Regions from separate parts of the Mus musculus genome. Here all the other regions are linked to region 1. A link is a loop called in an ENCODE intact Hi-C map of the cell type or tissue named here. Cell type or tissue: gastrocnemius. All regions are shown on one strand. Links, peaks and the distances in the headings refer to the core of each region. The heading gives the core; the rest is flanking DNA.

Region 1 (7,513 bases), core at 1,403-6,402:
AGTGTTGGGGTTGTAGGCATGTGCTATTGGACTCAGCTCATATTTATTTTATTTTAAGACAAAGTCTTATATGTAGCTTTTTCTGGCCTAAAGTACTCTGTGAAGATCAGGCTTGCCTTGAACAATTGGTAATCGGGTGGCCTCTTGAATGCTGGGGTTGTGCTGGGGTGAGTCATCATGTCTCAATCATTTGCGTTTTGTAATGTCAGTACTTTGCTTTCTTTCAACACAAAATGCACTTAGAAATGACTGAGAAATATTCTGACTGGGAGGGAATCCCATGAAGGAGAGTGTAGATTAGAATCGAGAGAGAGAGAGAGAGAGAGAGAGAGAGAGTCAGAGAGAGTCAGAGAGAGAGTGAGAGAGAGAGAGAAAGTGGGAAAGTGAGTGACTCTTAGGCTTTTTTAAAAGTTTCTCTCTGGACTTTTTTTTTCCCCCTTTTCCACTGTGCATTCCTGGCAATCCTGGAACTCCCTCTGTAGTCTAGGCTGGCCTGGCCTAGACCTCAGAGATAGCTCCTGCTTCTGTTTCCCAAATGCTAGGGTAAGAGGAGTGCTCTACTACCATCCGAGTGCCTTTCTACTTTTGGGTTGTTGTTGTTGTTTAAGAAAGAGTTTTATGTAGCTCAAGTTGTCCTAGAACTAGCTAACTTACAATTTTCCTGCTGGCACCACCAAAGAGCTGAGATGATAAGTTTATTCCACAGCAGTTTATGTAGTGCTGAGGGTCCAACCCCGATTTCCTGTGTGCTCAGCAAGCACCCTGCTCCTTGCGTCCCTCCCACACCCTGCAGCCCTGTACACCTCCCTCTCTCCCTAGTGTTGTAGCACTCTTGGATCCTTAAATGGAGAAACTAGGTGACAAAAAGTCAGTTATGCAGGGACTTTTTCTGATTGGATGGTTTCATTGTCTATATTTAGTGCCAGGAACACAGTGCACAGTATTTGATGAGTTTTTTAAAAACAAAAGAAGTTGTGGCCTTTTTGTAACAAATTTAAGCTAGCTTGAGTGGTACAGGATTTATTTATTTATTTATTTATTTATTTATTTATTTATTTATTTATTTTGAGATGGGATCTCCTTTGGAGTGTGTGATAGAGGATGTGTGTGTGTGAGTATAGGCATGTGGAGGGTGGGGTGAAGGCTTTTGTTCTCCCACTGTATGTTCTGGGGACAGAAATCAGATTATCAGGATGTGTGACAAGTGTACTTTGCTGGGTCTCATAGTCTATGACTGACTTGAACTTGTTGTATAGCCTCTCCCTCCCACGCTGAGGTTCCAGGCATTGTAGGAGTCTCCTGAGCATCGGAGTGGGAGTGAGGCTGAAGGGGGTAGCTCCTCAGATAGTCGGTGTCCGCTCTTTATTTGGGGAGTGTTACTGTGAGATTTGAGAGTTTTAGGTTGACTATTAGAGTTACAAGAAAAAAAATTTACTCCCATTTGAACAGTTTTTAAGGAGAGTGATGATTTTAGACTATTATAAATTGTATGCTCAAAAAACTAAAACTTTTCAAATGATCAGGAGCAAAGATCATATTTTTGTTTGTTTGTAAATGGATAAGCAAAGATGACTGTAGTAACCATTAGGAAAAAAAAGTGTGTGTATGTGTTTGCTGTGTAGGTGCTTGTATAGAGATTAGAGGACAACTTTGTGGAGTTGGTTCTTTTTTCCCACCCTTACATGGGTTTGAGGTTTGAACTTAGGTCACCAGGCTTGTGTGGAAAGCATCTTTACTTGCTGAGCTATCTCACCAGTCCCAGTATCAGCTTTAAGGTCTGTCTTCTCTTTGTATAGTAAGGTTGTTGCCTTTTGTTCTTGTAACCTTCATTTTCATGTTACAATAGTGCAAATATTCTACTTTTTAAGTTATGTTACTTTATGTGTATAGGTGATTTGCCTGCGTGTATGTCTTACCAGTTGTATGCCTGCTGCCTGCAAAGGTTAGAAGAGAACATGGCTCCTCTGGATCTGGAGATAGAGATGGTAGTGAACCACCATGTGGGTAATGGGAATTGAACCTGGACCCTCTTAACCTCTGAGCCATATCTCCAGCCTCATATTCTATTTCTTAATTTCTATTTCTTAATGCTTAATATCAAAAGAGATTCTAAGCATTTTCAGGTTTAAAAACATTAGAACCATCTACATATTATTAGTTTGTGATGGTTTTAAAATCATAAAATGTGGGCCTGTAAGAGGACTCAGTGGGTTAAGGTACTTACATGCCATGCCTGGTGACCTGAGTTGGATCCCTGCAACACATGATGGAAGGAGAAAACCAACTCCTGCAGGTAGTCTTCTGACATTAGCATGTGTGCCATGGTGCATACTCCCATCCCCAGTATAAATGTAATAAAAGAATAAGATCATGTTATGTGATAATCGGAAGGGTTAGATTGGGACTCTGAGCCATCTAGGTTCTTCATAGAAGCATGCATCATCAGTGAATCATAGGGTACAAATAAGTAATATTTTGGCCTTATTTCTCTCCTCATCTCTAACAGCTTCTTCTATCCTTCACTACTACTACTTTTTTTTTTAAAGATTTATTTATTGTATGTGAGTATACTGTCCCTATCTTCAGACACACCAGAAGAGGGCATCAGATTCCATTACAGATGGTTGTGAGCCACCATGTGGTTGCTGGGAATTGAACTCAGGACCTCTGGAAGAGCAGTCAGTGTTCTTAATGGCTGAGCCATCTCTCTGGCCCCCAATATTGTTCATTTACTTGTTTGTTTGAAGCAAGGATCTTACGTATCTCAGGCTGTCTTCAAATTTGCTGTGTGACTGAGACTACATCACTTGTGGCTTTGAGTTCTTAGCATTAGAATTTTTCTTCTTATAAACACACATACAAGATGACTAAATGAAAAATGGAATTATCTGTATATTTCTTGTTCTTAGGGTAGATTCCTTGTTTGTTTGTTTTTAAGATTTATTTATTTAATGTATATGAGCATCCTGTTGCTGACACACCAGAAGAGGTGTGTATCCAATTACAAATGGTTATGAGCCCCACCATATGGTTGCTGGGAATTGAACTCATGACCTTTGGAAGAGCAGACAGAGCTCTTAACCACTGAGCCGTTTCTTCAGCCCCATATTTTTTGTTTATAAGGTATCCTGAAACACCTCCAAGAGGGCAATGTAGTTTAAAAGCAGCTATGTATGCTGTTTTTACGATGAGGCCAGAGGTTGATATTAGGTGTCTTCCTCAATTGCTTCCCACTACATATTTTAAAAATAAGACTGATTGATTTAATTTGTATGTGAGAGCAGTAGCATGAGTTCCCTGGAACTGGAGGTGCAAGGTGCTGTGAGCTTGTATTGTGGGGGCTGAAAACTGAACCTGGGTTCTTTGCAAGAGCACCAAGTTCTTGAAACTGCTGAACCGTTGGTCCAGGTCCTATTTTTTAAATGTTATCTTATGTGTGTATATGTGGTGGTGGGAGCAAGCATACATGAATGATATGGTTTGCATTTCATAGTGTTCATGTCAGGGTCGGAAGATAACTCTATGGAGTTGGGTCTCACTTTTTACTTTTATGTGGATTCCAGAGATTGTCAGGCTGGTGCTGCAAGCATTTTTTACCTGCTGAATATCTAGCTTTCCATGTTTTTGAAACAGGTCTCTCAGAGGGTAAAGTGCTTGAGGCCCGGAGTTATAATCCCCAGCATCAGTGTAAAAGCTGGGCTTGGTAGCATGTTTGTAATCAGTACAAGGTTGGGAGCAGAGACCAATAAGTTTCTGTAGTCCAGGTTGGCCTTAAACTCACAGAGCTCCGTTTGCCACCTTGTGCTAGGATTCAAGGCATGCCCAGCACCTGTGTTCTCTTTGTGTATGTACATTACTTGTGTAGAGTTGTGTGCAGAGGCCCTAAGTACCTGGAGTTGCAGGCAGTTGGTTCTAGGAATTGACTTTGGGTTGTCTAACCACTTAGCTTTCATCCTTCAGCAGAAACACCCATCATTCTTGTGCATTTCTCATTCTCAGGATAACTACTGCTTCACAGTTTGTTAATGAGTGCATACCTGTGGAAGTAACTTATAGAACGTCTTCTCTAAAGAATAGACTTAATTATTTCCAGATTCAGTTTTAATATTGCTTCATTCTCAGACACTGACTTCAATCAAAGTCAATAAATTTAATTAAAAAAATTAGAGCAGGATATGGTGGCACATGACTAATCTCAGTGAATATTGGGAAGTCAGGTTGGGGTCAAGACTTCTAGGGCACCCTCAGCTATGCCATGAGTCCAGAGGCCAACCTGTGCTACATGTAAGTCTCCTAAACAGGCCACCAGCGTTTGCCGGGATAGTTCTGAGGTTAAGTGCAGTAGCTGCTCTTCTGGAATTATTTTCTTGGCCTGAGGTCAGACTACTCACAGTGCCTGTAATTCCAGCTCCAGGTGATCTGATGCCATCTACTGGTCTCTGAAAGGCTCTTCCATTCATATGTACTTATTAACACACACAAAACAAACACAAAAACACATACTTAAAAAAAAAAAAAAGAAACTAGGGAAGTTTCACAGTGATTAAGATCACTTGCTGCTCTTGCAGAGGACCTGGATTCTGTTCCTAGCACTACACTGGGTGGATTCTGTTCCTAGCACTACACTGGGTGTCTCACAGCTGTGTGGAGCTCCATTCCAGAGGAATTCCTTCTGCACAGCTTTCTGGCTTCCACATAGGCAGACAAGCAGATACATACATACAGAAATAAAAATAATTTTTAAAAGTTCATTTTTATTTCAAGTACATTAAGGTTTTGCCTGCATGTATGTCTGTATGAGAAATGTTGGAGCTTCTGAATTGGAGTTACAGATAGTTGTGAGCTGTCATGCCAGTCTGGAAATTAAACCGTGGTCCTTCATCTTTCCAGCCCCAAATTAAAAAAAAAAAAAAAAGAAAAGAAAAAAAAAGGTGGCTGTTATTTTAAACAGTACGTAGGCTCTCAGACCCTGTCTAACCTGATCATGCTGTATGTATAGTCTCCAGTTAGTGTTTTATGACTGCACTGGGAAGCAAGTTTTTTTTTTTTTTTTTTTTAAGATTTATTTATTTATTATTATATGTAAGTACACTGTAGCTGTCTTCAGACACACCAGAAGAGGGCGTCAGATCCTATTACAGATGGTTGTGAGCCACCATGTGGTTGCTGGGAATTGAACTCAGGACCTTTGGAAGAGCAGTCAGTGCTCTTACTCACTGAGCCATCTCTCCAGCCCGGGAAGCAAGTTTTGTTTGTTCTCACTAATATACACAGGATATCTATGAGGTCATACATACACAGCCTAATTACTTAGGCTTAGAGAGGGTGGGTTTTTGCTGTCTTGTCCTGCTTGCTCTTCAACTCTTGGACTCAGATGATCCTCCTTCTACCTCTCCCTACTGAGCAGCTGGGAACACAGGTTGAAGCTTCTATGTCCACTATATTACTATGTAGCTGGTTTGAAGCTAGATTATGTAATGTAGGCAGGCCTTGAATTTACAGAGCTCTACTTGCCTCTGCCTCTGAGTGCTGGGCATGGTACACCATGCTTGCACCACCATGCTTGACCATTAATAGTTTTTTGTTGTTTTTTGTTTTTTGTTTTTTTGTTTTTTTTTAACTTTCTTATTTGCAGTGCTAGGGATTGAAGCCAGAGTCTTACTCATTCATGGGAGACGTTCTACCCTGAACTGTATGCCCAGTCCCAGTGATATCTTTCACATGCTTCAGAATGCTTTTGTTACTTTATTCGTTGTCTGTGGTTAGGTCATTGTTCAGAGTTTAAAATTTTGATGTAGATGAGTTTTCACTAGAAAACTTAATGTAAAAGTTTACTGTTTCAGATTTTGTGGCTTATAAATGTTTTATCAGAAGACTGTATAGAGCTGGACATGTAAACCGAGTGAGTGCTCAGGAGGTAGAGGGAGGCACATCACTGAATTTGAGTCCAGTCTGGTCTACAAAGACATTTTCAGGACAACCAGGGGTACACAGAAAATCCCTGTCTTGAACCCTCAATCCCCCCCCCCCCCGCCCCAATACTGATGTTGGAGAAATTTGAAATTTTTGATGTAACTGCTAATTTTCTACTTCAATGTTCTTGTTATCTTATACTTAACTCTACTTTGTAATTTTTTGCTTATAATTAAAGAAATACTATGACTTCCTTAAATGGTATAAAAATAATCTTTTTGATCCTTGGAATTAAATGTGCTAGCCAAGTATGATGTGCTACTTAGGAAGGAGGCTGAAGGAGGAGGGTTGGCAAGAGGCTTTGAAAACTATTAAGGTTGCTTTTTTAGATAACAAAGATTTTAATATTGAGAAAACTTGATGAAATATAGGTTAATTTTCTTACTAAATTACTGTTTTATAAAAATGAATATCATATTTCTATGAAGGTACAGATTAGCTTTTTCTTTATTCTTTGTTTTAACAATATTCCACTTTGTAGTCCTGGCTGCCCTGGTGCTTATAGACCAAGATAGCCTGTAACTCAGAGATTTGTGAGAAAAGGCAAATTATAAAATTTTAAAATTTGAAGTTGTAGCCGGGCAGTGGTGGCGCACACCTTTAATCCGCACTCGGGAGGCAGAGGCAAGCAGATTTCTGAGTTCAAGGACAGCCTGGTCTACAAAGTGAGTTCCAGGACAGCCAGGGCTACACAGAGAAACCCTGTCTCGAAAAACCAAAAAAAAAAAAAAAAAAATTGAAGTTGTGAGTACAGTTTTGTGTAGCTACCAGTTTCTGTTCAGTATAGACCTTAACTTTTTGTCGATGGCCATAAGGCTTTTTTATGTTTGTTTTGTTTTTTTTGGGACAAGATCATACCCTATAATCTTGGCAAGGCTGGCACTACCTGTTTAGATGAGGCTGGCGTCGGAACACATGAGATTTACCTGCGTCTGCCTCACAAGTGCCTGTGTAACCTCATCTGCCTGACTTTATTAAAAGTTAGGGTTCATATTTAATCCAAATCAACTGCCAGATTCAAATTGCCTGAGCTACACAGTGAGTTCCAGTACAGCCAGGGCTATACAGAGAAACCATGTCTCAAAAACAGAGAAAGAAAGAAGGAACACTAAGTATCTTGTGCCTTTATCTCCTAACAGGAGACAGGAAGTCTGACTCTGGTTCTAAAATGAAGAGTGCTTATGTTGGATTCTAATAGGAAGTTTTATTTCAGGTCTTCGTAGGTAAAATCCCAAGAGACTTGTATGAGGATGAATTGGTGCCCCTTTTTGAGAAGGCTGGTCCTATCTGGGATCTACGGCTCATGATGGATCCACTCTCTGGTCAGAACAGAGGCTATGCATTCATCACCTTCTGTGGAAAAGAAGCTGCGCAGGAAGCAGTTAAGCTGGTATGTGGTAAGAGTCTGTCGTCCAAGAACTGAACATTCCAGAGCATAAAGCGGTTCAACAGCATTTGCAGCTAGCATTGCTTCATTTTCTTTAGTCACTGCCTTTAATATCTTTATATTGACTGATTTGGTATGTAACCTTTTATTTTT
Region 2 (7,513 bases), core at 1,325-6,324, 63 kb before region 1:
TCCCCTCCTCCCTTACTCCCCCCCCTTCCTGTCCCTTGTCACCTCTCCTCACAGCTCTGGGGATGGATCCTAGGGCCTTCCACATGCTAGGCAACTCCCTGCCTCCGCGGTCTCACCCAGCCCAGTCCCCACGCCACACTGCTTTTTCTGTAACTTTCATGGACAGCTGCTGCATAATGAGTGCCGTAGGACAGTAAGTTCTACACCACCCTAGAAGATGTAAACCGGGAACTACAGCTTACAGTCCCAAGCTTTATACAAATAGGACCCGGTGCTCACTCAAGGCTAGAAGTTGCTCAGTGCATTTTGGAAAGCAAAGATTTTTTTTTTTTTAAATCTTTTTTTAACCTCTGACCTTGTCACGCTGAGAGCACAGGGATTGTAGGATTGGGTGGGTTTTCTTTTTTCTGTCCCTTTTTTCTCCTGGACACTGGCTTCTTCGAAGAGTTTGGGGGCAGCACACACCTGATCTTGTCCCCTACTTGTTCCCACTTGCCAACTCAACTCAACTCTTCCATCTCCCAAGCCTGTGTGTGCTTCCCCCAACCTCCTAAGTAGCCATCTCAGTCTCTCCAGCTGTGCCAACCTGTGCCAACCTGGGAACCCAGGCCAGAGGCTGCCTTGACAGCAGGGAGAAGGGCCTGCTGGGGGTTCTCAGTGGGGTAATTAGGCATTACAGGGTCGCATGGAGGTGACATTTCTGCAGACATCTGTTTCCTCCCTTGTATTCTTTTGTCAGGCAGGGGTGGGTGAGAGGGACTAGTGGGACACTGGGGCCTCTCTTTCCTTGGCAGCTGTAGCCCAGGCAGTCTCTCCCATCCTCTGTCCCGCAGGTCTTGCCCCAAGGTTTCCTCTCCTAGCAGAGCAGTGTTGCTGCCAGCCTACAAGACAGCATCATCTCCAGTTTTGTGTCTTTCAGGAGAGACTCTGTAGACTCCAGGTCATCCACCACCTCCTCTCCAAAAAGGCCTTCGCTGGAAAGGTAATGGAAAGGGCCAAGTTCAAGTTCTGCAGGAATGGGGGCTGGGCTCTGTTCAGCTGGGGAAGCCTTAGGTAGGAGAGGAAACTTACGCTACCTTACCTCCAAATTCTAGGACCTGCAGGTATGACTCTGACCAGTCACTGTCACTCTGCCACAGAGTGCCATGCCCAATGTCAAACTAAGCTCAGTAAGGACAGCCAAGGCTACACAGAGAAACCCTGTCTTGAAAAACAAACAAACAAACCAAAGCCAGGATCTGGGAGACAGGAGGGCTGCTGCAAACTCAGGGCTAGCCTAGGCTATATAGTAAGAGGTAAGGGAGCTAGCTGGTTATGCCAGCACTGGGGTCATACCTAGCCTAGAGCCCTTCTTTTTTTTTTTTTTGGTTTTTCAAGACAGGGTTTCTCTGTGTAGCCCTGGCTGTCCTGGAACTCACTCTGTAGATCAGGCTGGCCTCGAACTCAGAAATCCGCCTGCCTCTGCCTCCCAAGTGCTGGGATTGAAGGCGTGTGCCACCACGCTCAGCCTAGAGCCCTTCCTACGTGAAGGGCCTGACAGAGTCAAGGGACAGTGACAGAGTCTGCAGGAGCAGAAGTGGGGGGGGGGTGATGCAAGGTTGAGTTCCCCCCCTCGTGGATCCTTTAGAAAATGGAGCCACTAACTTGGAACAGCTGCGCTAGAGTTATCAGGCTTGTCCGGGTGCCTGCATCAGATTGTAGGGCTCAGAACAGAAAAGGAGAACAGTTAGGAGGTGTTGGCTGGAGTGAGATTTATGGATGGTTGAATCTGGGATGTGAGACAATGTAGGGTATCAACGATGATGGGGTCTCTGTGGCTGGAGCTGTCAGGGTGGAGACCACATGGGGTGCCCTGCTAAGAATTAAGGCTGGGATGAGAGTGCTTACTTAGCATGCACAGTCCTGGAGTTTATTCCTCACCATTGTGTAAACCGGGCAGGCTGATAAACGCCTGTGATCCTGAGACAACTCTGGAGATGCAGGCAGGAAGTTCAGAAATTGAAGGTCGTTGTTAAGTGTGTAGAGAGTTCACGCCAGGCTGGATAGCAGGAGACCATGTCTCAACTGAAACAGAGTTCAGATCTTTCTGAGCTGCCTGTGGTGACCTGAGAGGCAGAGGCGATCAGATCACCAGTTTGAAGACTAGCACAGAGTGTGGCTAACTAGGCAATCTGCCTACCTGAAGGGGTTACAGTGCCCAGCCCTAACCAGTGGTTGCCTTATGAAAAGGCGCATCCATCCAATGCATCCGTCAGGGTTTGTTGTTCTTTCTTTGTGAAGCAGAGGCTCACTGTGTAGCTGGGGTTAAGGGGGTATGCCACCAGGACCTCACTGTTGAGGCCCCGGCCGACCTGAAATTCCTGGACTCAGGCAGGCTTGCTACAGATGTGTCAGCGTGCTTGACCGTCATTCTCTAGGATTTTTCCAGGTTTTTATTACTTGTACGTGAGAGCATGCATTTGTGTGTGTGTGCCATACCCAGGGGAGGCCAAAGGACAGCTTATAACAGAGTTGGTTCTCTCCTTCCACTGTGTAGGTTCCAGGGATGCAACTCAGGTTGTCAGGTTTGGTGGCAAGCACCCCTGCCGTCTCACTAACCCACAGTCCACCATTATTATGTGTTTTGTTGTTGTTGTTTAGCTTAATTTAAGTGTATATGTCTTTGCCTGCATGAGCTCATATGCACCATACATGTGCAGGAACTCAGAGGCCAGAAGAGGGTACTACATCCGTGGACCTGGAGGTACAGGTATTTTGTAAGCCATGCTGGGAAAGGCAACTGAGCTCTGCGGCAAGAGCAGTCAGCACTCTCGATTGCTGAGCCAGCTCTCCCACTGTCCCAGTTGTTAAAGGGCATCTAGATATTAATGTTTCTTCCTATGAAATTTCCAATTGTAAATATTGGCCACATGTGCAGGTGCAGAGTTTTCTAAGACACAACTGACACACAATGTGTCCCACCAGGGTGCAGCCTCCAGATTGAAACTCAGGGCCTCTGAGTCAGGACAGAGGTCACAGACCAAAATACTAGCTTGAATTCCTTTGGATCCATAGCTTGGATTTGGTGGAGTGGCTACACCATGCGGTGGGACACAGAAAGAATGTCAAGGATTGCTTTACATAAGAAGGAGAAAGTGAGCTGGGGGTGGGTCCGCTCACTGGGCAGATGGAGTTAACTCTGGGAAAGCTGTACATAGGTGTGACGGGAGGAAGCAGTGTTCTGAGAACTATAGCTGGAATACACATGCAGAGACAGACAGACAGACAGACACACACACACACACATACAGAGACAGACACATATACAAACATAGAGACACAGACAGGCACACAGACACAGAGACAGACATACAGATACAGAGACACACAGAGAGACACACAGATACAGAGATACATGCCAAGCCACAGACAGAAACACACACACACATACACACACACACACACACACACACACACACACACACACACACACACACACACACACACACACACCACACACACCACACACGAACAACTTTGCTTTGGCTTGGCAGCAACTGTAAGTTGCAGTAACTGAATTGTCCACGAGGTGGCGCCCAAGAACAGCAAGCAGAGCCCCCATGTGCCTCTGGCAGGCACCAGAAAAGATTTCTAAGAGCTGGCACTGGGGCTGGGGCTGGGGCTGAGGCTGGGGTGGCGGCTGACAAATCTGGGAGCAGAGGGAAGGCACAGATAAAATGCACCTAATCCCGAGCCTCACTAACAATGCCTTTTCTGGAGTTTGGCAGTCCCTGATGGTATGTATGAGTGTGACTGGATAAAACACAGTTACAAAATCCAGGCAGCCAGGCAGCCAGCTCCTAGCCAGGCAGCCAGCTCCCAGCCAGGCTGGGAGGCACAAAGCCAGGGTCTAGAGGTGAAAGAGCTCCAATCAGCTGCTGCTTGCATGGGTCAGAGGACTCTGGAAAACTCTCAACACAGTGAAATGTATCAGGAGAACTGGAAAGACAGACAGCCGTTTCCATCTGACTCAACCGCTTGGAAGTTGGATGGATGACTTTAGACAGCTCAGTTCTGCTCACTGAGACTCGCCGTATTGATCTGTAGGGTGGAAATGATTTTGACTTCCCAAGGTCATTGTGAGGATCAGATGGTGAAATGAAAAGCCCGGGCATTGCTCTCAATCACAGGCTGCAAAGGTGGCATGTGTGATAGTACTGCTCGTGTGCGGGGATAAGTGACCTGGTGCTTTTTGCTGGGATTTCGTTAGGTTCTTTTAGTTGTTCCAACTGACCCATAAAACGATTGCTACTGTTAGTCCTATGTGAGACATCAGAGGCTAAAGAACCGACCCAAGGTCACAGTGGTGCACCAGGCTTTGGAATTTGTCTCTGAAGCCTAGATTTGTCGGAGAGCACACTCACTACGAGAGCACGTGTGCACGTATGCGTGTGCGTGCATGATGGCACATACATGGAGGTTAGAGGAAAACTTTGGGGAGTTGCTTTTCTCTTCCCTCTATGTGGGTTCCCTGAACCTTATGTATGCCGGGCCACACATAACAGGGACTCCTTTCCGCTGAGGAATGGGAACGTGAGCCCTCTTGGTGTTTTTTGCTTTTTGTTTGTTTTTAAAGATTTATTATATATATACTGTCCCTGTCTTCACACACACCAGAAGAGTGTGTCAGATCCTATTACAGATGGTTGTGAGCCACCATGTGGTTTCTGGGATTTGAACTCAGGACCTCTGGAAGAGCAGTCAATGCTTTTAACCACTGAGCCATCTCTCTAGCCCGAGCTCTCTTATAAACCCAGGAAATAGGAATACTGCCTTTCAGAAAGGATGAGACTCCCTCCAGTTGAGCTCTATCTGTACTCCCTGGTCCTTGATTTCTTTATGATCAAAATCAGTGTCTATCATGCATTCAACGGCTATTTAGCAAGCTAAATATGGGTACTGTTACAGGAGTGAAGGAGCCGCACGGTCTCTGTGTGGATGTCATCTGAAGAGGGAAGCAGACAATGTTTATAAACACATGAGCAAGTTAATTATAGACTTGGGTAAGGGCTATGCAGTAGGGAAACAGGGAGAGGCGGTCTCCTGGGGATGTGACCTTTGAGGTGAGACGTGACGAACTGGTAAGAGGAAGCTCCAATGTTGAACTCTGGGGAATGCCAGCTGCTCACTTAGTCTTGTTCTCAGACAAACTCCTTAGGTGGCGCAGCGCATGCCTTTTATCCCAGCACCAGAGAGGCAGAGGCGGGCAGATACATGAGTTCTAGGCCAGCCTGGTCTACAGAGTGAGTGCCAGGATCGTTGAGGCTACACAGAGAAACCCTGTCTCAAAAAGAAAACAAAACAACCAAACAACCTGTCCCCTAAAAGAAAAAAGAGACAGATTGAGAGCTGGTTCAGCAAACACAGGTACAGCCTAGAGCCCTCATGAGAAGCTGGGCACGTGCTTACAATCCTGGTCCCAGAGAGGTCAAGACAGGAGGAGCCACAGGGCCTTGTCTAACCATGGTAAGTCAGGTGCCAGCAAGAGAGACTATCTCCTATTTCCTATAATGAGGTGGCTGGCTCCTGAGAAACACCTGAGGTTGACTTCACACTCACACACATACACACACACGCACACACACACATACACACACACACATACACACATACACACACACACACATACACACACATACATACACACACATACATACACGCACACATACATACATGCACACACACATACACATTCATACACACACATACACACACACATACATACACGCATACACACATACACACACATACACAGTCATACACGCACACACACATATACACATACACACACATATACACACACATACACACACACATACACACACACACACACACACACACACACACACATACACATTCATACAAATACCAACCACAAAAACCAATTAGTCCAGCTGGGGATGTGGTTCAGTTATTAGTGTGCTTTCCTAGAGTACTCAAAGCCTAGGCTTAAACCCCAGCACCTCATAACCAGGCAGGGATGCACACCTATAGTCTTAGCAGTTGGGCGGCGGGGGCAGGAGGATCAGAGAAGTTCATTGCTACCCTCAGCTGCATGGTAAGTTTGAGGACAACCTGGACTGTGAGATCTTTTATTTTTATTTATTTTTTCCATCTTGTCACTGCAGTAAATGGAATCACTGTAGGGGATGTTTCAGAGGCAGCGAAGGTGTTGACACACAGCCCAGGGCTCTAGTCTTGGTGAATCATTCCAGGTACCCCTCAGGGATGGGATTTTCCAAGTTGGTTTCTTTGTGTACAAATAAGATGATAAGGGTATTGACCATCAGGGATTCCTATGACGATTAAACTAGAAAGTGTTCAAGAAGTGTTTGACCCAACTCTGGTACTTGGTAACAGCCAGGCCCTGTAAGTGATGGTAGATCGTCAGTCCTCAATAGAGTGTGAACTCTGGGAGGGAGGGAGAGAATCTCATTTGGCTACTTGTTTTTTACATAGTTTCTGGAGAGTAAGGACCTGATAAATGATAGATGGGTGGATGGATAGATTTATGGATGGATGGATGGATGGACAAATAGATGGGATGGATGGATGGATAATATATAAATGTATGCAGTACCTGATAAATACTGGATGATATAAACTTATATATGAGGGGGCAACTAGCCCAGTACAGAAAAGCTGGAGACTAACCACTGAGTGTCCCTGTCCTGTAATGAGTAGAGCACGCGGTTTGGCTGGCAGCCTGGGTACCAGAAGCTCAGATGCTTGGGCTTTGGTTCCCGTGGGCATCAGATGTACAACCAGAGTCAAGCTTGGATAGTTTAACTCATCTTTTGTTTTTGTGGTTTTGGTTTCTTTAGACAGAGTGCTGTCCTGCAGCTTACGATGTAGACCAGGCTGTCCTACAACTCACAGAGATCCTCCTGCCTCTGCCTCCTCCCAAGAGCTGGGATTAAAAGGCAAGAGTTATGCTCCACCACACTGGGTTTCAAGCTTGTCTTCAAACCACATCCATTTCTAAGATGGCACCCCGTATGTGGGATAAGAATAGTATGGGGGGAGCAAAGGGGGCTGGAGAGATGGCTCAGTGGTTAAGAGCACTGACTGCTCTTCCAGAGGTCCTGAGTTCAAATCCCAGCAACCACATGGTGGCTCACAACCATCTGTAATGGGATCTGATGCCCTCTTCTGGTGTGTGTGTGTGTGAGAAGAGAGAAACAGTGTACTCACATACATAAAATAAATAGATAATTCTTAAAAAAAAAAAAAAGTACCTGTCTCCTAGAACTGTTCTGAGGATTAAAGGAAATGATCATCGAGAACTATGAGTAGCACCTGCCTCAGAGAGTGGTTGAGAGTTAGAGGAGAGCATCGACACCCATGGAAACATCTAGAATGTTACTCTCCATGAACGGTCCGTTACCACTTGTCATCCTCAGATCCAACAGCAGCAAATCTAAAGTGGAAACTCCCACGACCCCCAGCAGCCCCTCAACTCCCACCTTTGCCC
Region 3 (7,513 bases), core at 1,444-6,443, 81 kb before region 1:
GAGGTCCGGTGATTGTCTGTTGTCTCCCTAGGAGCAGCCGCAGGAACTACATTGTAGCCAAGTATGTAGAACACAAGTTCGCACGCCATTCCACACCAGATCCCCAGAAGCTACGGACAGCCATCTGCAGCCGGGACCTCCTCTCCGTCCTGGAGGCCTTTGCCAATGGGCAGGACTTCGGACAGCTGCTGCCAGGGCCTGATGGGCAGGTGAGAGCCCCTCCCCCAGGGGGCTTCTGAGGAGTCCTATTTCCTTGTCTGTAAAATGGGTTAGCCTTGGAAGCTGGGAAGGCCAGGTTTGATTAGAGTCATGAAAGCCACTAGATTTTGGTGATACGTTCATGAGATAGGAAGGAAGGATTTCATCAGTAGGATTCCTGTGACTGATCAAACATTTAATGTTTATGAGACTGGAGAGTGGCCTCCGCAGCTGAAAGCACTGGCTGCTCTTCAGAGGACTGACATTCAGTTCCCAGTACCCGCATGGAGGCTCACACAAACGAAGGCAATCTTTTAAAAACAAAACAGCTGGCTGTCACTGGCCTGGGATGTAGCCCGGTGATTAAGGGTCGGGAGCTTGCCTATGAGGCTCTGCATTGTCGCCAGCACTGAAGGAGACTGTGATGGCTCTGAATTGTACAACTGAAACCGTCACAGGCCCCCCAGTGGGCAGTGGGGGAATAGCACTTGATTGAGCACTTGGGTGATGTGGGCAGCACAGCAAGCTAGGGAACAGGAGGCCAGAGAGACCTCAGTGAGGAAGTGGGAGAAAAGGGGAGGGCCGGCCAGATTAAGATTTGGGAACCACTGAAGGAAGCCATAAAAAGACTGCTTGGGCCTTCCCACGCTTCCCTAATGTGAGGGTCTATCCAGACATCTCATCCTGATGACATCATATACAGAGATGTTGGGGCAACAAGGGATCAAGAGGGCAGGTGGCAGGGGAAACTCAGCCATGTGTGTGTCCAGGCACCAGGAGAGCTCGCCCTGCACTTGGCCATCAGAGTCGCCAGCCATGCTTCCCTGCCGATAGTGGACTTCCTCATCCAGAATGGGTGAGAGCCTGCCTGCCATCAACCCTCGCTGATCCCGACTCCCTCCTTGCCCCACCTCTCTCTTTCCCTGGGACTGGGGATCCCCCACCCCTACTCCTTGCCTGCCTGTTTCCCTCCTGGAACCTCCCTGCAACCCCCTCCTCCTAGTGGCCACTTGGATGCCAAAGCTGCAGATGGAAACACCGCCCTGCACTGCGCGGCGCTCCACGGCCAGCTAGACTGTCTCAAACTGCTGCTAAGAGGAAGGGCTCCCGTGGGGGCAGGTGCGTCGCTACACCTCCTCCAGACTCCTTTCTGACCACTGCGGATGGGGCCTTCTGCCCTCACAGACCAGAGCATTGACAGCAAGCACACCTTATGCAGGCATACTCCCCCTGGCTTGCTTCTGCCCTACTCCGGGGTTGTCATTCAGTGGGTCTCAGCTTCCTCATCTATAAAATGGGAGTTTCACAGAGCTAGTAAGCCTGCTAGTGTACAGGGAACAAAGCAAATTCTAGTTGAATCTGGGTTCTAGTGATGTAACTGTTGCCTGCTTACTAGATAGCATGTATCTGGTCCCATGATAAGTGATCTATATACTGTTAATCAGCCAATCCTCACAGCCTGGAGAGAGAGTTTCATGTATCCTATTCATTTAAATGAGACAGTTAAGACCCAGCGGTACTAAGCAGACCACCTAAGACCATACAGGAAGTCAGAGAACCAGTTTTCATACTCAGCCAATCTGATTCCAAGGCCCATATTAATCTCTAAGCTGCAGCGTCCCCTTGATCTGACCATGGTCTGGACTTGCCCTTCACAGTAAATGATGCTGGAGAGACAGCCCTGGACATAGCCAGAAACAGACAGCACAAGGAATGTGAAGAGCTGGTGAGTCTGACCGGAGAGGCTGCCCTCTAACCCTTCCTCAGCCTGCCGGCCCTCTGACACGCAAGCCTTTGTTCTTGGCAGCTGGAGCAGGCACAAGCGGGGACGCTTGCTTTCCCTCTGCATATGGACTACCACTGGGGACATTCCATGGAACACGGCTTTGACAGTGAGGAGGAGGAGGAGGAAGAAAAGGTAGGGTCAGCCCCTCCCCCTCGATTGTACCAGACAGGAGCCATATTGGGCCTGCTGTGGGAAGAGGAAGGCTGACTGTGGAAACCAAAGTGGCCCTGTCTCCGCAGCACTGCCCCTCGAAGCCCCCAGCGCAGGCCTGCTGGGGTAGTGTGAGGCTGGACATCAGCAACAAGACCTATGAGACCGTTGCCACCCCGGGACCAGCCACCACTCAGAGCCAAAGTGAGGACAGTCCCCCACCCCTGCCCATCAAAAACTCTTCTCGGACCATAGTCCTCGGGCGAGCCGGACATTGCAGTGGAGGTACAGTTGGCTTCCCAGAAGTATCATGATGAAGCCGTTCACTGAGAGACCGCTATGTGGGGCACTGAGCTGTGTGTGCATGGCAGAGCTAAGGGTGGCAGCCCGTGCCTGTAATCTCAGCTCTCAGCAGGTGGTTGGAGGGTCAGGAGTTCAAGGCCAGCTTGGGTTCCTTGAGACCCTGAGAACAGCAGAGCGAAGGGTGGCAAGACCATCCTGCCATCAAAGTTCCCTTAGGGTTGCTGTCCCTTCCTTCAGGAAATGGAGATGTTCAGTGACTTTTTAAGCTTCTGTTGTGAGATTACAACCCAGGTTGGTCTTGCTCAGATCCTTCAGTGCCACTTGAACAAAAAGACAGGCGTTTGTAGAGCGTGCCCTGCGTCAGTCTAGTGAGGAGATAGACTGGAGAGCAATCGGTTATAACAGGAGGCTCTGCACACTATAAAGCCTGCTAATCCATCCCAGCAGCTCCACGTTGGGTCCATCGCAGACTGCTCACTCCAGCTCTGAGAAGAGCCTGGCAGAGCCTGTTTTGGAAGGGCAGGAGAGAGATTGGGAGGGGGTAGATCCTATTGGAGCTGGTAGTGGGTTAGGAGGACTCCCTGAAGGACATGGTGCCAAAGCAGAGCGGAGCTTGCAGGATGGGCAGGAAGGCCCAAGCCAAGGAGAAGATGAACAGAAGCCATGGCTACTGGCCGGGGTCCAGGGTGTAGGTGGGATGGTGGCCACGTGACTACTAAATGACAGTGCTGGGGTACAGGGCTGGGACGTTGGGAAAGGACCATGATGGATCCTAGAAGCCAAAGTTAGCTTTGACAGTGAGCAAAGAGGAAAGCGTTTCTATTTTTTTAAATTAATTAATTAATTTACTTTTTTCTTATTTAATGTGAGTGCTCTGTCTGCATGTACACCTGCACGCCAGAAGAGGGCACCAGATGGTTGCTGGGAATTGAACTCAGGCCCTCTAGAAGAGCAGTCAGTGCTCTTAACCACTGAGCCATCTCTCACCAGCCCAGCATTTCTACCTTCGTACTACAGGGGGGTAGGGGGAGGGCAACTAAAGAAAAACATTGTCACTTTGTGGTTCTAGATCGTTCTGACCTTCCCAGCCTGAGATCAGAATCTCCTGAGGCCTTAGAAAACCGGAGCAGCCCAGCATCCTCCTCCTCCAGCCTCACCAGCTCAGTGGAACCCGGGGGGCTGAGCCAGGCCCCGTCTAGCCCTGAAGAGGGCCTCCAGGAATCAGCCAGCATCTCACGCCCTGGCCTGGCATCTGGAACTACCTCTGCTGAGGTGTACCTCCCTGTCAAATTCAGGTTGGTATGGCCCCTGCCAAATTCAGGTTGGTATGGCCCCTGCCGCTCCAAGCATTTGCTGGCGTCCCCACTTGAACTGCTCTGAAGCCTGGGCCATAGTCTCCCTCTAGGAGCCAAGCTGTGGGCTGGACCTGAGCGGAGGGTGGCTTACCTTTTCCTCTACCATCCACCTGCTTCCAAGGCTGCCCGGGAGAACCAAGGAGAAGCCTGGGGCTTGGGCTGCTGAGGTTGGTGGGAGGAGAAAAGGCTTAGCTCTTCCTGCCTGCCTGGATCTTTCTTAAGGGCTCCATCTTATCCCCAACTGCCATCCAGGAGTCAATGCCTCTCTTCTCTGCAAACCCTTTTTGTCTAGACTTAGTTCCCTATGGACTTAGGAGTGCCCTCAGAGCCCTCTGGGGAGAGGTCAGTTCCAGACCTCCAGGGCCTGTGAAGACCCAGCCTAGGGGCCTGGTGGATTCTGATTCTCCTCACCCCGCCCCCCCCCCTCCCAGCCTTGTTTGTCTACCTGGGTCCCTCTGCGGTGCTTCCGCCAGCAGAGTTAACAACCGGTCATCTTTGCCTTCCAGCTCAGAGAGCACTCGATCCTACAGACGGGGAGGCCGAAGTCTGGAAGACAGTCCCTCTGCCCGGCAGCCTCTGTGTAGTAGAAGGCACATTCCGGTAGGCGCACTTGTGTATGCTTTGAAGTGTAGGTGCCTGGGCTGTAGAGTTGGTTCAAGAACAGGCAGAGAGGGGAGGGAGACCTCTTTCCGTGGTGACAACACCGTGGGCTGAGGTAGCCACTGTTAAGCTTGGTGCCACCTTCCTGCTTAGTCCAGGACTGTGTGAGTTCGAGCCTGACTGTAGCCGTTTCCCAGAGAAGATGCAAAAGAAGCTTTAACTGGCAGCTTCATCCTTCTTCACCCAGGTTGGCCTCGTGGAAGGAGATGGCTCAAAGATCGGGGTTCTCCCGGATTCCCTGCAACTCTTGCACGACTAGCTCCTTGCTGACCCCTCTGCATGGCTCACACTGGACCCCAACATTCAGAGCTGGGACTTGAGACCGCAGATCTGGGAGCTCACATTCCTTATGGGAACCATGACCCTGCCAAGGACACTGGCCCTTCTGTGTTGGGGCTGACGTCCTGAGCCAGGCAGCCCTGGAGTTAGATCTGACAATGTCTGGGTTGAGTTAAGTTACACAACTCTCAATACCTACTATATTAGGATTGTGTTTCTCCCTACCAGCGTGGGACCCGTTCTCATCATTCATGCCCAGGTGCTGTCTCGTGGCCACTTATCAATCTGGTGACTTTCTTTAGCGAAGTCCAGCTTTATGTCCAGACCTTTGCTGGGTACTATGGATGCCACATGAATAGGACACACATCCCGCAGGTGCGGATCCTCACTGGAAAGCTGGGCTCAAGAACTGACTCGGAAGGAGCAGAGCTAGGTTGCAGAGGGATGGCTCTGAGCTCAGGGCCGGGACTGACCTCAGCTGGTCTCCTGTCTGGTCACTGCAGTTGTTACAGCCCAGTTCCGGTGGCCAAGGCCTGTGACTCCCAGTCTAAAGTATGCTCCATTAGAGGGCAGCCTTACCCTCCCTGGGGTCTGTACTGTGTCCCTCCGTCTGGAAGTAGAATATGACTCACCTGCCTTGATTTCACAGAAAGGAAAAGGATGGTCTGGGTTGACCTATCTCATTTCTCTCACTTTTCTCTCGATGAATTCAGAAGCCTGGGGGAACGAGGGATCAGGAAAGGAGAAAGGCGCTGGGAAGATAAGAGAAACTTCAAAAGTCTGCTTTCTAGGGCCAGAAATCCCACCATCGCTTAGTCCAATTACAAAGCCAGACCACCAACAACCATGGACAGCTCTGTTTCACACCTCCTTGGTGGTGGGGCCTGCAGGGGTGGGCCAAGCCGAACAGGGGAGGCCAGAGGGCACCAAGTGAGTAGCCAGCAGTGTGGCTAGGAATTGAACTGTGCACTCTGGAGGCTGCTGTGGTCCTTGGTCCTAAAACAGGATTGTTTCTGAGCCCCAGGTCAACTTGTGTTCATCTCATTCTTACTGTTTTACTTATCAAAGGATTCCTGGGGGAAGGGACGAATTCCCCTGGGAGACTCTTGGGACTTGGGATGCTTTCCCTGGCCAGGTTGGTAAAGAGTAGTGGTCAGAGAACAACAGGGAGTTTTGCCACAGGAGACATTTGGTGAGGCAAGGACTGGAGGGGGCATCGCTGAGCTCAGGGTGCCCTCAGCATCCTCCTTACAGCATCTCTTAATCTGTCTTGTGTCGTTGTAACGGAACGATAGAGGCTGGGTGCTTTCTACAGTAAAGAGTTTTCTTTGGCTTAGGGTTCTGGTGATTGGAAAGTCCAAACAGCATGCCATGAATGCCCTGTAAAAGGCCCCGTCTGTCACAACATCACAAAAGAGGAGAAAGCAAGCACTTATGTGCAGTAATCGCAATTTGCTTTATTTATAGAATCTCACTTCTGTAAGAACTCACTCCCTAGAGGCAGAGCCCCTCACATAATTGCCTTCCACTAGGCGCTGCCCCTTAAAGGCTCACTCACCCTTCCACATTGCCACACCAGGAAGGAAGAAAACACACTCAAAACACACCCACATGAGCCGGGCGTGGTGGCACACACCTTTAATTGCAGCACTCGGGAGGCAGAGGCAAGCAGATTTTTGAGTTCGAGGCCAGCCTGGTCTACAGAGTAAGTTCCAGGACAGTCAGGGCTACACAGAGAAACCCTGTCTCACAAAAAAACAAAAAACAAAACAAAAAAAAAACCCATACCCACATGGTATGGTTTATCCTCACAGCAATGAACTAGCCAATCCAAAATGTTGTCAGCAGCCAGGCTCAGAACCCCTGGTGTGCAGGAAAAGCACACTGGGCCAGAGCCTGAGGACCTGATTCGTGGCTCACCCATGGTCCCGACCACACCCCCTCTTGGTTGCCCTGAGATGATGAGTTGGGTAATGGAGTTTGTGAGGTGAGCCCTGAATGCATAACAAGGGGAGAAATGAAACAGAAAAGGTTTGTCAGCAGTGAAGGACAGAGAAGAAGGCTGTTGGGAAAGTGCTTGCCATACAACACGCAAGGTTGAGGATTTGAGTTCGAATCTGCAGGGCTTATGCCAAGAGCTAAGTACACAGTGTCCTCCCAGACTCCTGGCTCTGTGGAAGCAGACCCTGGAGGATCCCGGAAGCCTGCTGGGCAGCTCCAGGTTCAGTGAGAGACCCTGTCTCAAAACATAAGGAGGCTAGCAATTGAGACCACCACCAGTCTCTGGCTGCCTGCCTCCTGCCGAGTACACACACACACACACACACACACAAGCATAAAAGACGCTGGCACAGCTGCACACATCTGTAATTCCAGCATTCTGGGGACTGAGGCAGGGCCATAGTGAGTTAGCAAATACCTTTGCGCTGTCCCTTTGAGAGTAAAGAATGGGGTGTTTACCACCGATGGTGAAACCCCTCTGAGGGTATCAGTTCCCTGTCTGCCCCCCCCCCCCAAAGCTCACAGGGAAATAAGACAGTTGTGTGCATCTTTGTGTGCAGGTGACCTCTCTCTTGGACAGGTGGGCAGAAGGGATACAATGGGTACCAGCAAATGCTGGCTGTACCGAGGAGGCGGCCTCCCACTTCCTGAGATTGACTCTTCTATTTGCATAATAAAGTCTGACGCGTTTTCTTAGGGTCCTTCAAGCTTCTTTTGGCCAAGAGGCCTCCCAGAAGCTCCACTGAAGAAAAACCTGGCTTTGGCCACATGGTGTTAAGGC
Region 4 (7,513 bases), core at 1,017-6,016, 120 kb before region 1:
TGGGTACGCAAGACTGCTTACCGTGTTCTGCTTTCCAGCTGTGTAGGCTGCGCACTATTCAACGCTAGGGGGCGCCATGGCACCAAGTATGGTGCTCAAGTTGGGGGTGGTCCTCTTAGGTCTCTTTCTGGCAGGAAATATGTAGTTCTCTCTTAAAGAAATTTAAGAATTGAGATTCAAAGATTAGGGTCAGCATGTGGCTTGAACTGAGGTTGTACAAAGATCTCTGAGCCCTGGGAAGCAACTGTGTTTGACTCTTGAGCACTTTTCAGTTTCTTGGCTAGGAACTCTTGGGAGCAATTGAGGTTAGGGAATTATCAAGCTGGAAGATTTGAAAAGAGAGGAAGTAGGTCCAGTAGGGTCCGTCTATGTCTCAGCAGAGTTAGCATTCCTTCTAGGCTCCACCCCACAGTTACCTGGCAATAGCCAGGGATGCTTGATTTACTATAAAAGGGGCTGCTGCCCCCTCCTTACCCTCTTGCCCTCTCTGTCCCTCCTCTCCCCATTCCCCTCCCCACTTTCGCCATATGTCCTCTCTCTCTCCTCTCTCTCTCCCTCTCTCCTCTTTTGCTCTCATTCTCACTCTCTCTCTCTCTCTCCCTTCCTCTCCCTCAACTCCCCTTCTCATGCCCTAAATAAATTCTGTTCTATACTATATCTGTTGTATGGTATGGCTGGTACCTCAGGGAAAAGGACGTCTCAGCATGGGCCCGCAGAGGCACCCCCTTCTACCTCACCATACTGAGCCTCTACAAACACATTCTGATTTTTTTCTTTTTTATAAAACACAACAGAGAGTGTGAGGGATAAACAAGAAGACAAAGTGAGTCATGTGGGGGGCTAATTTTGGGAGGATTATATGGATTGGGCCTAGGATCAAGACAGAGAGCATCTCTGAGGACCGATTGATTTTACTTTCATTATTAGTTCATGTCCTGGGAACACGAAAATCCCCTTCTTAGGAACTCCAGTTGTGTAAATGGATTGATATTCATACCCTCTTGTTAGATTTATTAAGTTATGTGCCTTTAAGTGTGTGCTTGTGAGTGCAGGTGTCTGTGGAGGACAGAGAAGGTGTTGGATCCCCTGGAGTTGGAGTTACAGGGGCTCTGAGCTGGCGGGCAGTAGGGACAGCCTTTGGGGCAGGCAGGTGATGGGAGCAGCCAGATGTCAGTCTGCATGGAAGTTGGTTCTTTTCTCCTGAGAAACAGAAGAAGTGGGCGGGTCATGCTAGATCGAGAAGGCGCTGGGAGTGGGGTACAAGAGCATAGCCCGGACTCAGGGCGCGGAGTCCTCTTTCCTGCCAGCCTCATGGCCCCTCATTAGTTCTCATTTGCACTAGAAATTATGGATTACCTACATCCTGGAGATGAACCTAGAACCTGTCCCCAGAAGGTAACTCACACGGCAGCAAAAGAAGCAGAGAGTCTGACTTCAGATAAGCCTGGGTTCTTGTTCTGCCCTTTCTGCTCCTGGGTCAGCTGACTTTGAGCACAGGTAAACCACCACACCATGGTATGTTCATTGCATACCTACTGTGTATCAGTTGTGGGAGTGATGATCACCATGGCGAAGGTGTGCCAAGGCTAAACTGCATTTCGCTTATCTACTTGATTGGACGACCTCAGGAGGGAAGCCATCCTCGTCCCACCAGTGAGAGAAGGGGAGACTGGCACCCACGGAAATGGAGCTACTTACCTAAGACAGAGAGCAAAGACAGGATCCAACCAGACAGTCTGTGCCTCTGGACCCTAACCCGATCTCCCACAAAGCCCTCACCAGAACAAAACCCTTCTTTTCTTACAGAATTTGCACAGTAGTAGGAGAGAGTGAAGGGTAAATAGAAGGCAAACAAAGCAGCATGAACTAGATATGGTGGCACGCGTCTTTATCCTAGCAGAGGCAGGCAGAGCTCTGCTGAGGTGGAGATCAGCCTGGTATATATAGTGAGTTTCAGGCCATCCAGGGCTACATAGTAAGACCCTTTGTCAAAAAGAAAGAAAGAAAACAGAGGAAGGAAGGAAAGAAGGAAGTTAGGAAGCAGAGTCCCAGACAGCTCTCAGAGGTGTAGTGCACAGAGTTCAGGGCTAGCACGGAGAGAGCATCGCAGAACCCAGATGTACTGGTCCATATCTGCAGTAGCATCCAGGAGGTGGAAGCAGGTAGATCAGGAGTGTGAGGTTACCCATGGCTACACATTAAGTTTGAGTCTAGATAAAACCCTGTCTCAAGATAAATAAACAGATACACAAGAAAGGGAGTCCGCTCTCAAGCCTGATGACTTGAGTCCAATCCTTGGAACCCACGTGGGAAGGAGAGAGCCAACTCCTGAAAGTTGTCCTCTGCCCTCATGAGTTCAGTGTCCTGCATGTTGTGCACACATGAGTACACACACAAACACACACCCACACCCACACACCCACACACATTCATGCACACAGCAAATTTCTAAAACTGAAAATTTTAAAAAGGGGCTGGACAGATAGATGGCTTAGTGGCTAAAGAATGTTTGTTCTTGCAGATGACCCTGGTTCAATTCCCAACACCTACATGGTGGCTCACCATCATCTGTAACTCTAGTTCCAGGGGATCTGATGCTCTTTTCTGGCCTCCAAGAGCGCCCAATATTCATTCATAAAACCCCAGCAGAATAAAGATGATTATGAATGGGGTATGTGGAGTGAGGGATGGGGGGAGCAGCAGGTGACTAGTTTTAAACAGGGTGGTCAGGATAAGCCTTGTAGTAAAGTTTGAAATGTTTGAGCTAAACCTTGAAAAACAAAACCCCAAATCAAATAAACAAAAACCGAGGGAGGCAGACAGGGAGAAGCAAATTTGGAAGACTCAGCATTGGAGTCTGAAGGAACTGTTAGGGTCACTTAGCATCTGGTCTGGGGAAAGGGGACCAGACGCCAGGGGCCAGGTTGGGCGATGAAGGTGTCAAGAGGAAGCCTCTGAAAGAGCCCTGTGAGATGGACGAAGAAAATAAGGCTTTCAAGAAGAAGCAGAAAGAGTCCAAGGCAATGGGAAGGGCCCCTGGCTCACGGCTGGAATTAAGAAACCAGGCAAAACCAAACCACAACAAAAATACCTGCAAAACAACAACAACAACAACAACAACAAAATCCCGAGCTATTCTGTGTACCTGAGATAATAGTGAACCTCTCCCATTCTTACTTAAACTTATTCGGAGTTATGACATGATTCCTTTTAAAAACCAGAGGGGCAATTGATTCAATGGCACGTAGCTGGCTGATGGCGAAGATCTTATATGGCCTCGGTGGCACAGGCCTTGCCTTTAATCTCAGCACCGGTGAGGTAGAGGAAGACGACTGCTCTGAAGAACCTAGAGTTAAGGAGAAGAGAACAAGTGAACCAGGAGCCAGCCAGAACCAGGAGCCAGGCTCTGTGTCTGTGTGTGTGTGTGTGGTAGGCTTTGGAGGCGGGGCTAGGGAGGGAAGAGGATCGGGGACGGGGGCTGGGAGTCAAGAGCGGAGCCCCAGGAGAACTCTCCCCATCTGTAGGTCTTGGAGGCAGGGCAGAGTGGGGCCAACGCGAGGTTGGGGCGTGACCAGGGAGTTAGGGGCGCGGCTTGGATGTGGCCGGAGAGTGAGGGGGATGGGGGCGTGGTCAGGGAGTTACCAGCGAGTCGGGGCGTGGCCAGGGAGGTAGACAAGTGGTCTGGGGGCGTGGCCGGAGAGAGAAAGGCTGGCGGGCGGGGGCGTGGCGGAGTTAGTTAGGGGCGGGGCGGAGCAGGGAGTGAAGAGGCCTCGACTAGGACGCTGCGGGTGGTGAGACAGGCCCTGCGCAGAGCAGCTATACCAGCACTGTTAAGTGCAGCGTCCCCCGCGTTCCAGGCAGCTCCGGTGTTTTCGCCTCGTTCCCACCATGCCCGAGCAGCTCAGTGTCGCGGAGTTCCTGGCCGTCACCGCAGAGGACCTCAGTTCCCCAGCCGGAGCAGCTGCCTTCGCCGCCAAGATGCCCCGGTGCCGCGGGGCGGCGCTGGCACGGGAGGAGGTGAGGGGCCGAGGCGGGAGGGGACCTCAGGTCAACTTGGGGCCTGGCTTTGACCTTTGCAGGAATGCTTGGAGCTAGGATGGCTCTTCGCTGCGCTCCAGAAACCCGCCCCTCTTAGATCTGTGGGAACCGAGCTCATCTCAAACATCTGTGTCCCCAAGGTGGAGCCTGGGAAGAGAGGACCAGATGGGATCTCGGGGTCACCTCGATACAGACTCCACATGTTGGGGCACATCTCCCATATACTTTGGGCGACTTGCCCATTATATGTGTATTTGCTCAGCGGCTTACAGTTCTGTGTTTTCGTTTTAGAACCCCACAAATATGCAGCCCCTCAGGTCACTCCCTTTCTGAGAAGCAGGCTCAGTCCTGAACTTACCTCTCCCAGGCTGCAAGAGAGAGAGAGGAGGCCCCCTCCTCCTGGCTGCTGGTTCTGAGACTTGGCTTGCCTTGTGGAATGATTGTGAATGGGAAGGCGCCAGGAGCCGGGGTTCACCTTGGCTGCTGCGGGCCAAGTTTATAGGCTCCTCTCCCCTCCCCTCTCCTCTTTGTGTTTTCAGGCAAAGTGTCCCAGGCTCTTTCTTTCGCCCTTGTAGGCTGCCCCACCCCATTCCCAAGCTCACTGGAGTTCATTCCTCTTCTCTGGATTCGCTGCAGGTTTTCATCCCCTAGGAATACACTGGAGCAGAGAGCCTGTAGTCTGGGGCCAGACGGGGATAATATGAACCCAGCTCTCTTCTAGAGAATGCCCTGGGTTGAGGTGGCATTTTGGACTTCAGTGGTCAGTCTGGCCTTCTCTATAAGTTGTACCTACTGTGTGGCAGATACAAAGCTACCCAGAAATACCCTGAGCTGAGGTCTTAGGAAATCTCCCTTCCTCTTCTCCCCTGACTGGCTGGCTCTCTGTCTGGACTTTTTCCTCTTTGGTAAGGAAGGCAGACAATTATACAAAGACTGTCGGATTTCAAATGATGCATAGGTTCAGAGCCACCACGCCTCAGGACCCTTCAGCATCTTTAGGGATTTTATCCATCATCCTCTCCTCCAGGTTGTCCATTACAGTGTTGGATCAGAGGGGAGAGATCTGCTCTGGCTAAGTGTCCATGCATTTGACTGACCTTACCTGACTGTGTAAGCTCAGATTTGCCTCAGGTCAGGCCAGACAAAATCCAACTTTTTTCCTTTTTTCTTTTTCTTCTTTTTCTTTTTCTTCTTCTTTTTCTCTTTTCCTTTCTCTTTCTCTTTCTTTTTCTTTTTTCCTTTCTCCTTCTCTTCTTTTTCTTTTTCTTTTTCTCTTTTCCTTTCTCTTCTCTTTCTTTTCTTTTTCTTTTTTCCTTTCTCTTTCTTTTTCTCTTTCTCTTTCTTTTTCTTTTTCTTTTCCTTTTTCTTTTTCTCTTTCTTTCCCTTCAGATCCATGTGCTTGCAAGCTTTCACTTTTGCAACAGAAAGGCAGGAGATCCCCAAACTCAGCTTTCCCCCTCACCATTCCAGCGTCCCCCAAATGAAAAGTCTGACTTACGACTTAGAGATTTTGCTGGAGCTTTCTGGTTGGTTTCGTGGTCATGTCTCTCTGTTATTGTGCTGGGCTTACATGTAGTTTGATACTGGGATTTTTTTTTCCTCCCTCCAGTACTGGACATGACTAACCTAATACCAGGCTTGAAACCGCGGTTGCTTCCTGAATCAAGGCTCCTAGCTCTAACCAGTTTCCTGAAACTAACTAGAGACTCTGTTCTAGGATCTGCAGGACTTTTTTGTCCACCTTACTGGGAAGGACCCTGGACAGGTCATAGGAACCAAGAATGTCCAGGCTGAAGGACCCTGGCAATAGAGAAATCAGCTAGAATTGCTCTCATTTAAGATGTTAAAACCCATACACAGAGAGGGCAAGACACTGCCTGAGCTCCCAGAGCAAGGGATTAAGGTAGCTGGCATTCCTCCATGATTGCCTTAGCCTCTGGTCCCGGTCTCTTTCTCCCAAACATCTTTTAGAACTTTTCCAAGCCTCAATAATGTCATCTTGAACCCGAGTCTCACGGTTCCTCCATGCTTAAAACTTCAGTGGGTTGCAAATGGTTGCCTGTTTTTCACTGTGAATCTCTGCACAACATGAGGGAGTATTACAATAATCCCTGCATCAGGCAGCCCCTGACTGTCCTGGACCCCTCTGTAGCCACCACCCCATTGACTTTCACAGAGAAAGTAAGGCAGCTGCCACGTGGGACTCAGCAGGCCAGGCTGGCTGCTGTGTTTTGTGCAGTTCTCTGTGCTGTTTCTGTGCTGGGCACCAAGGGCATAATGATCCTCCTTTGAGAATGCCAGGAGTTGTCCTGAGTACCCAGGGAAAGATACAGTCAGTACTGTCTGAGGTCAAAGGAGCAGGCTAGGGAGCGAGCCAGCGAGGACCAGTGCATCTTGGGAACTTCCAGGAGGAAGTTCTATTTCCAGGTAGAAGACGAGGTGACTCCAGTTTAGTAGAGAACACGAGTGAGTGAATTCAGGGGTTGGTTGGAAGAAAAGCACGAAAGGAAGCCAGGAGACCATTTTGACGCCTGCTCTGTAAGAGGCCACCCTTGTGGACATCTGCATACTTCCAGCGCTTATCTTCAGAGCTGATAGGTGGAGGAAGGGTCATGGCTAGGGGAATGTTTACCTAAAATCCATATCATGTCTCACGCTGCATAGCTGAAATTCTGGTGGAGTCAGAATTACCTTTTCTTTGGCTTGTGTGTGTGTGTGTATGTGCGTGTGCGTGTGTGTGTTTTGAGATAGGGTCTAGCCCAAGCTATCCTGAAATTCATGATACTCCCGTCTCTCTGACTACTGAATGCTGGGATTACAGGTGTGTACTGCCACAACCGTACCCAGGGGTTTTGGTTTTCTGGAAGAATTTCTTTTCTTTCTTTTTTCTTTCCCTTTCCTTTTGACACAGGGTTTTGCTATGTAGCTCCAGGCTGGCCTCAAATTCTGCCTCAGCCTCCTGCATGTTATAATTGTGGGTGTGTACGACCTCTGGCTAAGGAGTCCATCCGAAAGTTTTGATATTAATCAGGTGGGGATACAGTACAGCCCAACACCTCAGGTCTAGTCTCGGGTGCCATAAAAATAAGAGCAAAATGGCAGCATTCGCAGTATTAATGTCATCACAGTTTGCCTCATGATGTATCTTTTTGTTTTAGTGTAAAATATTATGTAGATTGGGCGTGGTGGCTCTCATCTTAATCCCAGCGATTGGGAGGCAGAGGCAGGTAGATCTCTGAGTTTGAAGCCAGCCTGGTCTACATAGTGAGTTCCAGAACAGCCAGGGCTACATAATAGATACTGTCTCAAAAACAAAACAAAACAAAACAAAACAAAACAAAACAAAACACAAAAACACAAAAATTTACAGGATCCTGGAGACTATAGATGATATGAACACTCCTGGCCAGGCTCTGCGGAAAGGAAGCTTGCTTTAGAAATAGAGAAATAGGGGTGCCTCTTGGAACTGGACCCC

Evidence for each region. A loop is a pair of places that touch in the nucleus more often than their neighbours do. Peaks named below come from ENCODE experiments on the same cell type or tissue, not always from the same donor. Only the 100,000 strongest peaks of a DNase experiment are listed, where the experiment ranks them.
Region 2: a loop joins it to region 1, with 7 times the contacts of the local background. A loop is called at or near these places in 18 of 42 quality-filtered maps.
Region 3: it touches region 1 in a loop (5-fold over the local background); 7 of 42 quality-filtered maps call a loop at or near these places.
Region 4: a loop joins it to region 1, with 8 times the contacts of the local background. A loop is called at or near these places in 8 of 42 quality-filtered maps.

What each region holds. Positions count from the first base shown.
Region 1 is chr4:136,320,050-136,327,562 of GRCm38, forward strand. It overlaps Hnrnpr (heterogeneous nuclear ribonucleoprotein R), which reads left to right. Exons shown (of 11, transcript NM_001277121.1): 6 at 7,187-7,363. Among named protein-coding and RNA genes, the nearest start is that of Hnrnpr, 13 kb to the left of the region's middle. In gastrocnemius, for the core only: a CTCF peak has its summit at 4,444 (motif pointing left); a DNase peak (open chromatin) is centred at 4,353; H3K27ac peaks cover 795 bases.
Region 2 is chr4:136,257,005-136,264,517 of GRCm38, forward strand. It overlaps Tcea3 (transcription elongation factor A (SII), 3), which reads left to right. Exons shown (of 11, transcript NM_011542.2): 5 at 920-982; 6 at 7,443-7,513. Among named protein-coding and RNA genes, the nearest start is that of Tcea3, 13 kb to the left of the region's middle. In gastrocnemius, for the core only: CTCF peaks have their summits at 2,758 (motif pointing right) and 3,587 (motif pointing right); DNase peaks (open chromatin) are centred at 3,617 and 3,844; H3K4me3 peaks cover 816 bases; H3K27ac peaks cover 4,104 bases.
Region 3 is chr4:136,239,150-136,246,662 of GRCm38, forward strand. It overlaps Asap3 (ArfGAP with SH3 domain, ankyrin repeat and PH domain 3), which reads left to right. Exons shown (of 25, transcript NM_001008232.2): 17 at 32-209; 18 at 969-1,054; 19 at 1,202-1,317; 20 at 1,857-1,924; 21 at 2,006-2,116; 22 at 2,224-2,419; 23 at 3,507-3,732; 24 at 4,299-4,392; 25 at 4,640-7,424. The coding sequence ends at 4,711. Among named protein-coding and RNA genes, the nearest start is that of Tcea3, 5.1 kb to the right of the region's middle. In gastrocnemius, for the core only: CTCF peaks have their summits at 3,337 (motif pointing right) and 5,287 (motif pointing right); DNase peaks (open chromatin) are centred at 3,092 and 3,353; H3K27ac peaks cover 1,096 bases.
Region 4 is chr4:136,202,631-136,210,143 of GRCm38, forward strand. It overlaps Asap3 (ArfGAP with SH3 domain, ankyrin repeat and PH domain 3), which reads left to right and starts at 3,735. Exons shown (of 25, transcript NM_001008232.2): 1 at 3,735-4,017. The coding sequence starts at 3,889. In gastrocnemius, for the core only: a CTCF peak has its summit at 3,983; DNase peaks (open chromatin) are centred at 3,670 and 4,384; H3K4me3 peaks cover 2,825 bases; H3K27ac peaks cover 2,874 bases.